2 separate regions of the Homo sapiens genome follow, and region 1 is linked to region 2. A link is a contact called in ENCODE Hi-C or POLR2A ChIA-PET data. All regions are on one chromosome and are shown on one strand. The core of a region is the stretch at or near the end of the contact, and the rest is flanking DNA. Distances in the headings are between cores, read along the strand shown.

What was found. Hi-C counts contacts between places; a loop is a spot of excess contacts on that map. ChIA-PET counts read pairs that join two places held with the same protein, here RNA polymerase II (POLR2A). Pooled maps may share reads with other maps.
Region 1: a loop to region 2 is called in a pooled map, with 2.0 times the contacts of the local background. The contact joins two enhancer-like sites. A Hi-C loop is called at or near these places in 1 of 168 maps with a recorded cell type or tissue (lower leg skin), 1 of 37 single-sample maps with no recorded cell type and 9 of 50 pooled maps. POLR2A ChIA-PET finds 5 or more read pairs at or near these places in 2 of 52 experiments (GM12878 and H1).

The regions. Positions count from the first base shown.
Region 1 is chr7:123,767,538-123,773,501 of GRCh38, reverse strand. It overlaps a transcript of HYAL4 not described here. Among named protein-coding and RNA genes, the nearest start is that of WASL-DT, 21 kb to the right of the region's middle. Within about 2 kb of position 2,926, at least 6 of the 41 ENCODE cell types and tissues checked have a DNase peak (open chromatin) inside an H3K27ac peak, as active enhancers do.
Region 2 is chr7:123,816,879-123,823,074 of GRCh38, reverse strand. It overlaps a transcript of HYAL4 not described here and the pseudogene HYAL6P. Among named protein-coding and RNA genes, the nearest start is that of HYAL4, 25 kb to the left of the region's middle. Within about 2 kb of position 3,879, at least 2 of the 41 ENCODE cell types and tissues checked have a DNase peak (open chromatin) inside an H3K27ac peak, as active enhancers do.

The sequences.
Region 1 (5,964 bases), core at 1,677-4,176, 49 kb after region 2:
TAGTACAAATTGAGCTAGTATAAATTAATATGAAATTTTAAAACCAATAATGTAATTTCAGGTAGCAATTAATTTATTCTTATCTTACTCTTCCATAGAAAAGAGGAAATAATTAAGGAAAATAACAAAGAATACTTATTATTCATAAATAGATAAGTATTAAATAAATGAAACAGTAAATATTTACTTTTTTAAAATGTAGAAATAGGTCAAATCTGATAAACCACAGTTTATATGTTTTTTCCCATATAAGAGCACAAACAGGAACTCATACAAGAAGAGCACCTGGACTATTTGTTGCATTAACAGCGAAAACTCCTTAATTAACTATAAAATATAAAGAAGCAAAAACGAAGTGCGAATAAGAATCAGGAAAAAGCAAAGACTTCCAGTAGCTTTCATGGGCAAGATTAGACTTAAACCATCAGAAAAATATTCTTATGGAATACAAGTTCCAATGACATAAGAAAAAAAGAAAAAGAAAACAAATCAAGACCACCACTGAATCTTAGGAGAGACAATGCGGTGTGCCATGAATAGCTGGCACTATCAGTTCTTTTTCATGGGTGTAGTCTGGTCTGACATCAGATTTCGTTTTTTAACTGTAACATCTGCTAACAGTGTCCTTGTCCCTCACTTGGTGGATGGCCCTCTGCAGCTTTTGATCTTTCAGCCCCACCCCACTTCCTTCTGACTTGAGGCAAAAGGCACAGAAGCAGCTTTCATCAGGAAGAGCTTGGCTTTAAGACAATTTTCTATAATTCCATTTCGAAGATGCTTCACTTTCCACAGGTTTCATTTACTGTTCCACAAGTCACAATTTCTACACCACATGCATCAGATAATTGGATTGCTGCTTTGTCCCTAATTCCTAGTTTCGGTCTCAGTTTTTTGCCTACTTACTCATTGCTACCACTAAGATGAAGCACCCTTTTGTCTATTTTAACTTTAGTCTCCACGTTTGAAATTTTGTAACAGAAACATTGTTTTCAATGGTTGGAAATCCTGTTATTTGTGCACAAGCCTCTCAGATGACAAGTCCCATGTGTCACTTGTCTAGATGCCAGAGTGTCACATGTCTCAGGTATATGGGTATTATGATTATGCTCTTGCCACCTATTGAGATGCCCACTATTGCCTGAACCACGACGGGATGTTGCGGTTGCCCAGGGAATCTATCCACCAATCACTCTGCTTCCAGCCTTAGTGACTTCTATCCAAATCCAAGTATATAAGTCAAGGTTCTCCAGAGAAACAAAACCAGTAGGAAATATATAAACATATTGGAGCTTTGAACTTCCTGGGTCTCCACCTTTTTATATATAAAAAAGGAGATTTATTATGAGGAATTGGCTCACATGATTATGGAGGCTGAGAAGTCCCATGATCTGCCATCTGCAAGCTGGAGACTCAGGAAAGCCGATGTCAGTCAGTCTGAGTTCAAAGGCCTGAGACCCAGGGGAGCTGATAGTGTAAATCCCAGTCTGAGGGCTGGAGAAGACAAGGTGATGTGTCCCAGCTCAAACAGACAGGCAGGAAGCAAAAGTGGTTAATTTCTCTTCCCTTTCCCTTTTGTTCTACTCAGACCCGCAACAGTTTATATGATGCCCTCCATCTTGGGCAATGTACTTTACTGAGTCCATTAGTTCAAATGCTAATCTCTACATGGATGGGTAAGTTAAAAAAAAAAAAAAAAACCTCAAACCAAACAAACAAAAAACAAGCAAAGAAAACAAACGCTAATCTCATCCAGAAACACCCTCACAGACACTCTCAGAAATAATGTTTAACCTAGGCACCCTGTGGCCAGTGAAGTTCACACACTAACCAATAAGTCAAGTAATTGGTATTATGTACAAACTACCCATAACAAAAATGCCAAAATATCATAACAACTAAAAGGTTTTAAATTGCAACAAGATATTAGTGAGATGAAACACTATGGAAAAAATATATAAGGTTGCCAATGTATGTGAATGATGAGCTGAAGAGAATAACAAGCTGGGTAACTGAAATCAGATACTAGATGCTACTGGCATCTAGTGGGTAGAAGCTAGAGAGGTTGCTAAACATCCAACGCACAGACAGCCCCACAACAAAGAATTATGCAGTCTGAAATATCATTAGTACTAAGATACAGCAACACGTACATGTAGTTTTTGAAATCTGTATCCCTCATTTTGCATGATACCATGTTGACTGAGATTTGGAATCAGTGAATAGTGAGGAAATAATTTCAATAAATATGAGATTCAGTTAACATCGTACCAAGCAAGATGAGGACTGCCTTTATTTATTTGTCAGTTGAAGCTCAACTATCCATGATATTATATCAGGAAAGGAAACATATTTTTAGAAATAGATCTTCTCTTCAGCCTGCTCTTCCCAGGGTAGATTATTTAAAGTTAGGATGCTTAGAACTAACTGGACTTTTTATCTTCTTCTAAAACCTATCTCTTCCTCACCCTCTTTTTCTGTTAATGAAACTACCATTATTTTTTCTCTTCTGTCTCCTGAAGCCCTCCAATAAATTACCAAGCTCTGGTTCTATTCCTACCGTATTTACATTCATTTCCTCCTTCTTATTCTCAGTACCCCATCTCTAATTCATATCTTCTTTTTGCCTTTCACGGACTATAATTGCTTCATAATAAGACACAGAATCTCTGCCATGTAATCCATTTTAAGCATATGTCATATATAAAACCTTTTTTTTTTGATAAATTACTTTTCTTAAAGCACAACTCGGATCATGTAAATTCTTTGCCCCAAAATCTCTACTACTTCCTATTGTCTGCTGAATAATCTGACCCCAACGTACTCTAGTTTCATTTCTCAACACTCCTCTCCATGACTAATGCTCCCCTGAGCAGAATTACTACACTTCATTGTGTGATTACGCCCTGCTCTTCCCCATCTCTGAGCCTTTGTTCACACTGTCCACTCAGCTAGAAACCTCCACCCTGACTCATCTTGTTACCTATCTTTCCAACTTTAATGTTACTTTTTCTCCCAGGTCTTCCCTGGAACTTCCACGGCAGGATTTTTTTTTTTTTTTTTTAGATGGAGTCTCGCTCTGCCGCCCAGGCTTGAGTGCAGTGGCGCGATCTCTGCTCACTGCAAGCTCCGCCTCCCGGGTTCACGCCATTCTCCTGCCTCAGCCTCCCAAGCAGCTGGGACTACAGGCGCCCGTCACCACACCCAGCTAACTTTTTGTATTTTTAGTAGAGACGGGATTTCACGGTGTTAGCCAGGATGGTCTCTATCCTCGTGATCCGCCTGTCTCGGCCTCCCAAAGGGGATTTTTTTTTTATAGCCCACTTATGGTTATGATTTCCAAATGTCAGTTCACAGACAAACCATCAGTGACAAACTTTTCTCCTGTCCATGATGAAATGAACAATGTAGGTGAACGTTTTATAAAGGAATATTTATTTAGTTTAAACTTTATTCTGATATCATGCCCAGCCTTTTATTATTAAAATATCCTCTCTTTTTAAATATTGTTTAAAAAAAAAAACTTTACTTGGCGAAAATAAAAGCTGATAACCACACGTTTGTTATTTCAGTTGCTGAGAGAAATTTCACTGGTCTGTGAAATCCACGAGTCCTCATATCACATTTTACCCAGGATTAGTAAGTGGTCAACTTTTTGTTTAACGGTGTTTTTTTTTTTTTTTCAAGTCTCTTTCACTTACAGATTTGAGGCAGCTATTATTACTCTATGAGGTTATTTACAAAAGGACTGTTTAAACTATAGAGCAGACCGATGTTTGCATTGTGTAGTCTCTTACACTTGACGGTGAATTGTAGTGGACACTGTGATGCATCACCAAGATCCTCCTTCAGGAGGACTTGTTTCCCCCATGCTGGAAGGGCTGTTGGCAGAAGCCATCAGCTGCCAGCCTTTTCGGTATTGCTCCAATTGCAGAGAGCCACCTCAGTCAAGGTCATGCCCCTTTCTTGGCAGCTCATACACAATGACTAATTCACACAATGTCAGGAATACTCTGAAGGGCCATTCTAACCCCAGAGGTTTTCCTTGGATCAGCAAAACTGTTGCTGGGTCTGCTCCAAATTTAACTTTTCCTTCTGCCTACTCCTGCTTCCTCCTTCCCCTCTCTCTAACAGGTACAGGTCCCATAAACACTCCTATACACAGCCTAACTGCTAAACTCCATCCCAAAGTTGGCTTCCTACGGAATCCAACCTTCTTTATTAACTCATTGAAATCCAAAACTATGCTTTTTAATCTTTACATCTTCCCAAGAGCCTTACGTTGTGTCTTGAACATGTACTTGACACAATTAGAAAGGTAAATTAAGATAGATCCTCTTGCTTGAACCCATAATTCTACTTAGGAAAAAAAAGAAGACTAAACATACATAGGTAATGAACTCACTTGTGTTTCTCTCCCTGTGATGATATCATTAAAATTCTACTTCAGTATTGGTAGATTCTTACGTTGAATTTATAAGCTGACATGAGAAATACAATTTAAAATGTCAAAATAATGTTACCTTTACTTAGAAATGCTCATGGGTCTCTGAAAACAGAAACAGACTGTGGCATACAAAAAGGAAATTATTAAAAGGCTCATACAAATCTTAGGACAGAAACAGGGGCAACATCATTTGCCTGGAATCATAGCAAAAAAAAGTAACCAATGGACAATCTCCTCAGCTAGCTGATCAGAATGAACCAGCTCCTTTTCTTGGCTCCAAAGTAATTCCTCTTGAAACTCAAAATTCAGGGAGAAATTGTTTGCCTGGCCTGAGTTGTGTCACATGTTCACCTGGTCAAAGATTGCAGGACACTGGACTGACAATACTACCAAGATTACATGCAACAGGAGATGTACCTCCTCAAATGGTAGCTGAAGTGCTGCCATAAGGTTGGTGCAGATGTACAGTGTACACTGACTGATGAATCGGCCTACCTTATACAAGTCTATCAGATGATCATAAGCAAAAAACATCCCGAGTCTCTGAGTCTGAGGATGAATCGAGGCAATATTGTAGTAGCCATTGCCCAATAAATGTAATCAAAATGCCCTATAGTTTCACTTTTCAGGAGTGCTAAACAAGTGGAAATATCCTAATAAGATAGGTCTTTACCAGATAAACAAACCAGAAAGTACAAAATATAGATACTTAAATTATATCAACCAAACCCATGTAAATAAAGTGAGAACAGGTTGCTTACATTATTGAGATCGAATTGTTTGGTTTTTATTTTAATAATGGCAATTTGATTGTAAATGTTATTTATTTTTACTGAGGTTATGTAGTACTGTAGTTATGTTTATAGCACCTATGATTCTGGATGGATGAAGTGGCTGCCTAATATGAGATTACTTATTTTCCTATTCTTTTAAAGTTAATCTTAATCTTACATTTTTTAAAAATTAAATTTATTCACATACCTTTGTGGTAGGGTTGCCAGATAAAATACAGAATACCCACTTAAATTTGAATTTCAGATAAATAACAAATACTTTTTTAGCGTAAGCAGTCCCAAAGGTTGCATGGGACATAATTATACTGAAAGTTATTCATTGTTTATTTGAATTGTAAATGTCCTCAGGTGTCCTGCTTTTTATTTCCCCTCTAAATCTGGCAACCCTACTTTGTGATGCATACCTGATGTTTTTTAGTATCTGGCATTCATTTTCCCTACCACTGGTAAACAAACCTCTCTTTTCCTTTAGAGGACTATCCACTCTACTATTAATATATGTGTGTGGGTGGAACTGACCCATCTCTTATAGGTGCATGATTCAAGCTGTATCAACCTAACTCAATGTCATGCCACGGTGATTGGTTCAGTAATGGGGACATGACTCTGGTCAGGACAATGAGAGCCAGACCTAAGACTTTTTTGCTCTTTGTAGAAAAGACAAGAGTTTTTTTTATTTGTTTTGTCCTGTTTTGCTTGTTTGTTTTTCCTGAAATTATTGCTAAG
Region 2 (6,196 bases), core at 2,630-5,129:
CATCATAGTCAATGATGAAAAGTTGAAAGCTTTTTCTCTAACATCAGAAATAACACAAGGATACTCACTCTAATCACTTCTCTTTTATTCATTTTAATTTAATTATTTTTCTTTAACAGATGGAGTCTGTCACCCAGGCTGAAGTGCAGTAGCACAGTCATAGCTCACTACAGCTTTGAACTCCTGGGTTCAAGTCATCCTCCTGCTGTAGCCTCCTGAGAAGCTAGGACTACAAGCACACACCAACACACCTGGCTAGTTTTTTCTTTTTTACCTTTTGTAGAGATGGGGTCACATTATGTTGCCAAGGCTGGGTTTGAACTCCTGGCCTCAAGCAACCTTCATCCCTCAGCTTCTCAAAGTACTGGGATTATAGGCATGAGCCATCTCATCCAGCCAACTCTGACCACTTCTATTCAACGTAGTACTAGAAGTCCTAGCTAGAGCAATTAGGCAAGAAATAAAAATGAATCTGAATTTAAAATTATTCTTGCTGCAGATGATATAGTTCTATATATAGAAAACCCTAAAAACTACAAAAAATGTCATAAGTAATAATGAAATTCAGTAAGGTTGCAGGATACAAAATCAACATACAAAAATTAGTTGAATTTCCATCTATTAATAGTGAGCCATCTGAAAAGGAAACTAAGAAAACAATTCCATTTACAATACCATTAAAAATAATAAAATACTTAGGAATAAACTTAACCAAAAAAGTGAAAGACTTGTACATCAAAAACTACATAATATTGATAAAAGGTGTTAAAAGAGACATAAATAAAAGATAACCTATGTTTATGGATAGAAAAACTTAATATTGTTAAAATGTCCATACTATCCAAAGTGATCTGCAGGCTTGATGCTATCCCCATCAAAATCCCAATGGCATTTTTTACAGAAATAGAAAACAAAAAACTAAACTTTATATGGAACCACAAAAGGCCCAGAACAGCCAAAGTAACCTTGAGAAAGAAGAACAAAACTGGAGGCTTCATATTTCCTCATTTAAATATATATTACAATTCTACAATAATTAAAACACTATGTTTCTGGTATAAAGGAAGATATACAAGTCACAGGAACAGAATAGAGAGTCCAGAAGTAAACCTACACATATATGATCAACTGATGTTTGACAAGAGTGCCAAGAACACAACAGAGAAAGGATAGTCTCTTCAAGAGATGGAGTTGGGAAAACTAGATATCTGTAGGCCCAGAAATGAAATTGGATCCCTATCTTATACCACACACAAAAGTCAATTCAAACTGGACTAAAGACTTATTTAACATTAGACCGAATACTGTAAAACTCCTAGAAGAAAACATAGGGAGAATGCTTCTTGACACTGGTCTTGGAAATTATTCCTTAGACATGACACCAAAAGGACAGGCAACAAAAAGAAACATGGACAAATGGGATGCATCAAACTGAAAAGCTGTTGCACAGCAAAAGAAACAGCAGTATGAAGAGATAACCTACAGAATAGTAGAAATATTTCCAAACCATATGTCTGATAGAGGTCAATATCCAAAATATATAATGAACTTCTATGACTCAGCAAAAAATATATATAACCCAATCAAAGATTAAGCAAAGGACTTGAACAAACATTTCTCCAAAGAAGACATACAAAGAGCTAACAGGTATATGAAAAGACGCTCAAAATCATAATTATTGGGGAAATGTAAATCAAAACAATGAGCTATCACCTCACACCTGTTAGGATGGGTATTATTTAAAAAATAAAAGATAACAAGTGTTGAAGTTGTAGAGAAATGGGAACCCCCATACCCTGTTGATGGGAATGTTAAATGGTACAAGAGCTATGGAAAACAGTATGGAAGATTCCTCAAAAAATTCTAACTATAATAACTACTATATGATTCAGTATAAATGCATATATACTTCTGGATATATAAAAGAAGTGAAATTGCAATCTCAAAGAGGTGTCTGCATTCCCATGTATATTGCAGCACTATTCACAATAGCCAAGAAATGGAAACAATCCAAGTGTCTGTTGACAGATAAATGAATAAGGATAATTCGGTATATACATACAATGAAATATTAGTCAGCCTTTTAAAAGAAGGAAATAATGTCATTTATGACAACCAGATGAACCTGGGGGACATTATTCTGTGTGAACTAAGGCAGTCACAGAAGGACAAATGCTACATGATTCTACTTACGAGGTATCTAAAATAGCCAAACTCGTAGAAGCAAAGAACACAGTAATAGTTGTAAGGGGCTGAGGGTGGGAGAAATGAGAAATTGTTATTTAAAGGTTGTAACGTTTCAGTTATGCTAGATAAATAAGTCCGAGATATGCTAGTTTAGTTACGCTAGATAAACAAGTTCGAGAGATCTCCTGTACAACATAGTGTCTATGGTTAACAATATATTAAGCACTCCAAAATTTAAGAGGGTAGATTTCATATTAAGTGTTCTTATAATAAAAGGGGGATTGGTAATTTTTTTTTTTTTTTTGAGATGGAGTTTCACTCTTGTTGCCCAAGCTGGGGCACAATGGCACAATCTTGACTCACCGCCAACTCTGCATCCCAGGTTCAAGCGACTCTCCTGCCTCAGCCTCCTGAGTAGCTGGGATTACAGGTGTGCACCACCACATCCAGCTAATTTTGTATTTTTAGTAGAGACGGGGTTTCTCCATGTTGGTCAGGCTGGTCTCGAACTCCTGACCACAAGTGATCCACCTGCCTCGGCCTCCCAAAGTGCTGGGATTACAGGGATTACAGGCGTGAGCCACCGTGCCCAGCCAGAACAGAGTAGATTGTTAATAAACCTTTATATACAAATAGATTTTTCTCCCACATGCATTTCTATAATAGGTAATCAGCAAAGTAAAGAATCATTTTTGGGCCAGGTACAGTGGCTCATGCCTGTAATCCCAGCACTTTAGGAGGCTGAGGCGGGCAGATAGCTTAAGGCCAGGAGTTTGAGACCAGCCTGGCCAACATAACGAAACCCTGTCTCTACTAAAAATACAAAAAAATAAGTCAGACATGGTGGCACATGCCTGTAGTCTCAGCTAGTCAGGAGGCTGAGTCACGAGAATCACTTGTACCTGGGAGGCAGAGGTTGCAGTGTGCCAAGATTGCGCCACTGCACTCCAGTCTGGTGACAGAGTGAGACTGCCTCACAAAAAAAAAAAAAAGAAAAAAAAAGAATTATTTATCATTTTTGGAGAATCTGCCCTCAGTGCAAATGAAATAATTATTCATTTTTAAAATTTATTACTTTTTGTTTGTCACATATATATTATGCCATTTAATCTACCAAAATCCTGCAGAGGAGGTTTTATTTTAGTCTAATTTTTTAGATGGAGAAGCTGAGACTCAGAAATGTTAACTAACATGCTCAAAATTACACCCCTAGGACATAAACATCAGTTTCTCACTTAGCTGTCTGATTAGAATGATTGTGCTCTTTCTACCCTTCTACTAACCACAATGGCTGGTATGGAGTAGGTGCTCAATGTTAGACCCTGTACTTTTTGAATTTCACTAAGGTCAAGTAAGCAGATAATCAGCAACCATTTGACTCTGATGCGAAAAAAAAAATGTTTTTAAACCAATCTCAAAAGTATATTCAAGTTGCTGACAGAGAAATCATTGCTTACCTTTGAAGCAGAATATTCATATCCTCCCCACAATATTACTCCTGCTGCCCCCAATGCTGCACTTTCGCCAATTGCATGCACTAAGTCCTCCTAGAAAAGAGAGGTATCAGGAGTAGTTTCCACCAAGTCAAATTTTGTCAGTGATAATGCAATAATAAGACTCAATCCCTCAACTGTGGTAAGGAACACGTTAATAATGATATCTTTGTTTCCAAAACAAAGGACTGTACCACAAGGTAAATACTGCGTGATCTCACTCAGATAGAATCTGAAAAAGTTAATCTCATGGAAGTAGATAGTAGAATGGTGATTACCCGAGGCTGAGGTGGTTAGGAGGGAGAGGGGATTGAGGAGATGTTGGTTAAAGAATACATAATTACAATTAGATAGGAGGAATAAGTTCAAGAGATCTATTGTATAGCATGGTGTCTATAGGTAATGACAACATATTGTATTCTTGAAAAATGCTGAGAGAGTGGATATTAAATGTTCTTAAAATAAAAATAACTGTGAGGTCATGAATTTGTTAATTAGCTAGATTTAACCATTCTGCAATGTATATGTACCTCAAAACATTATGTTGTATATGATAAATACATACAATTGTATATGTCAATTAAAATATAAATTTTAATACACAGAAAAAAAGGCATTTCTTTTAAATAAAGCTATCATACAAAAAATAAAACAAAAGACCATACCAGAATTGGAAAAGGTGATACTGCCTTGGATTCTTAGATTTATTTGAGAAATATTTACAATGTTCCAGGCAATATTCTAAACACTGAGAATATAAAAATGAAATAGATTTCAATTCCTTTTCTTGAAGGAATGCTTTTTAGTCTAATGGTTGAGACAGACATATAAACAAGTGACTATAACATAATAATTTTTATATTAGTAGCACTCACAAAACATATATAAATTAGAAGTGCTTAATACTTCATGGAAGAGTCTGGGAAGGCTTCCTTAACACGTTAAATTTCATATGACTCTTGGGAATGAGAATCAGTAGACTCTTGAGAATGAGTATGAATTCACAAGACAGTCTAGAGAGAGCAGAGTTTTATATCCACAGGAAGAATAAGAGCAGAGACTTAGATCCAGGCAAAATCACAGTCCATCCAGAGAACTCCCAGTACTTCCTTGTGGTAAAGCACACAGAATTTGGAAAGTAAAAACATATGAATTTCTATGTATAAACAGAATCCAAATACAAAGAGAAAAATGCTGTTTTAAAGTGTTAAGACAACTGGTCAGGTGCAGTGGCTCACGCCTGTAATCTCAGCAATTTGGGAGCCCGAGGCAGACAGATCACTCAAGGTGAGTAGTTCGAGACCAGCCTGGCCAACATGGTGAAACCCTATCTCTACTAAAAATACAAAAATAGCCAGGCATGGTGGTGCCTGCCTGTAATCCCAGCTACTCGGGAGGCTGAGGCAGGAGAGTCTCTTGAATTCAGGAGGCGGAGGTTGCAGTGAGCCGAGATCCTGTCACTAAACTCCAGCTTGGGTGACAGGGCGAGACTCCATCTCAAATAAATAAATACATAAATAAATGTTAAATATTTAGTGCTGGAAAGACACAAATTTGCAACTTTGATTTTTTTTTTCTTTTTGCATATAAAGAATGCATTGGAAGATGGGTAATCCCAGCACTTTGGGAGGCTGAGGCGGGTGGATCACCTGAGGTCAGGAGTTCGAGACCAGCCTGACCAAAATGGTGAAACCCTGTCTCTACTAAAAATACAAAAATTAGCCGGCGTGGTGGCACACGCCTGTAATCCCAACTACTCAGGAGGCTGAGGTGGGAGAATCACTTGAACCCAGGAGACGGAGGTTGCAGTGAGCCAAGATCATACCACTGCACTCCAGCCTGGGTGACAGAACGAGACTCCATCTCAAAAAAAAAAAAAAAAAAGAAGAAGAATGCATTGGAGGGGAAGGTCAAGATAGTACAGGCAGGAACACCAATTAGGAGGTGATAGAAATTGTTCGGTGAGAAATGATGATGCCTCAACAAAGGCAATGTAAATCCTTGTAAAGCAGAGGGAATAGATTGAAGAGTTATTTGGAAATAAAGATGGATAAGTTTTAGTTACCCATCCGATAATGGAAAGAGGAAAAGGGAGGCAGCCAAGTGACTTTCAAATTGGGTGACTATATAGATTACAGTTCATAAAGATAAGAAACCGAGGATGTTATGCTAATGTATATAGGCCAAGAGCAAAGAAGTAGGAAATAGGGAGAGATGGGAGATAAAGGGGATGACCAATGGTGCAATCTGCATTCTTTTCTCCCCTACAAGGTATGGAGAGTCAGAGATCCAGTGCAAAGGTGGAGTGCTCACAGACTGCAATGAGTAAATTGTCACGCCACTGTAAGCTTTCCTGCGTTATAGGAAGGTTTCAGCAATACTGGCATTTATGTTCTGCAATTTGTCTAAGTAATACAACAAGAAAGGAAATCATTCTTCCATTATACTGACTAATATCACATTCCTTAAACCTAAATGTAGTCGCTTATTTTAATTGAGACACTCCTGAAAGCAAA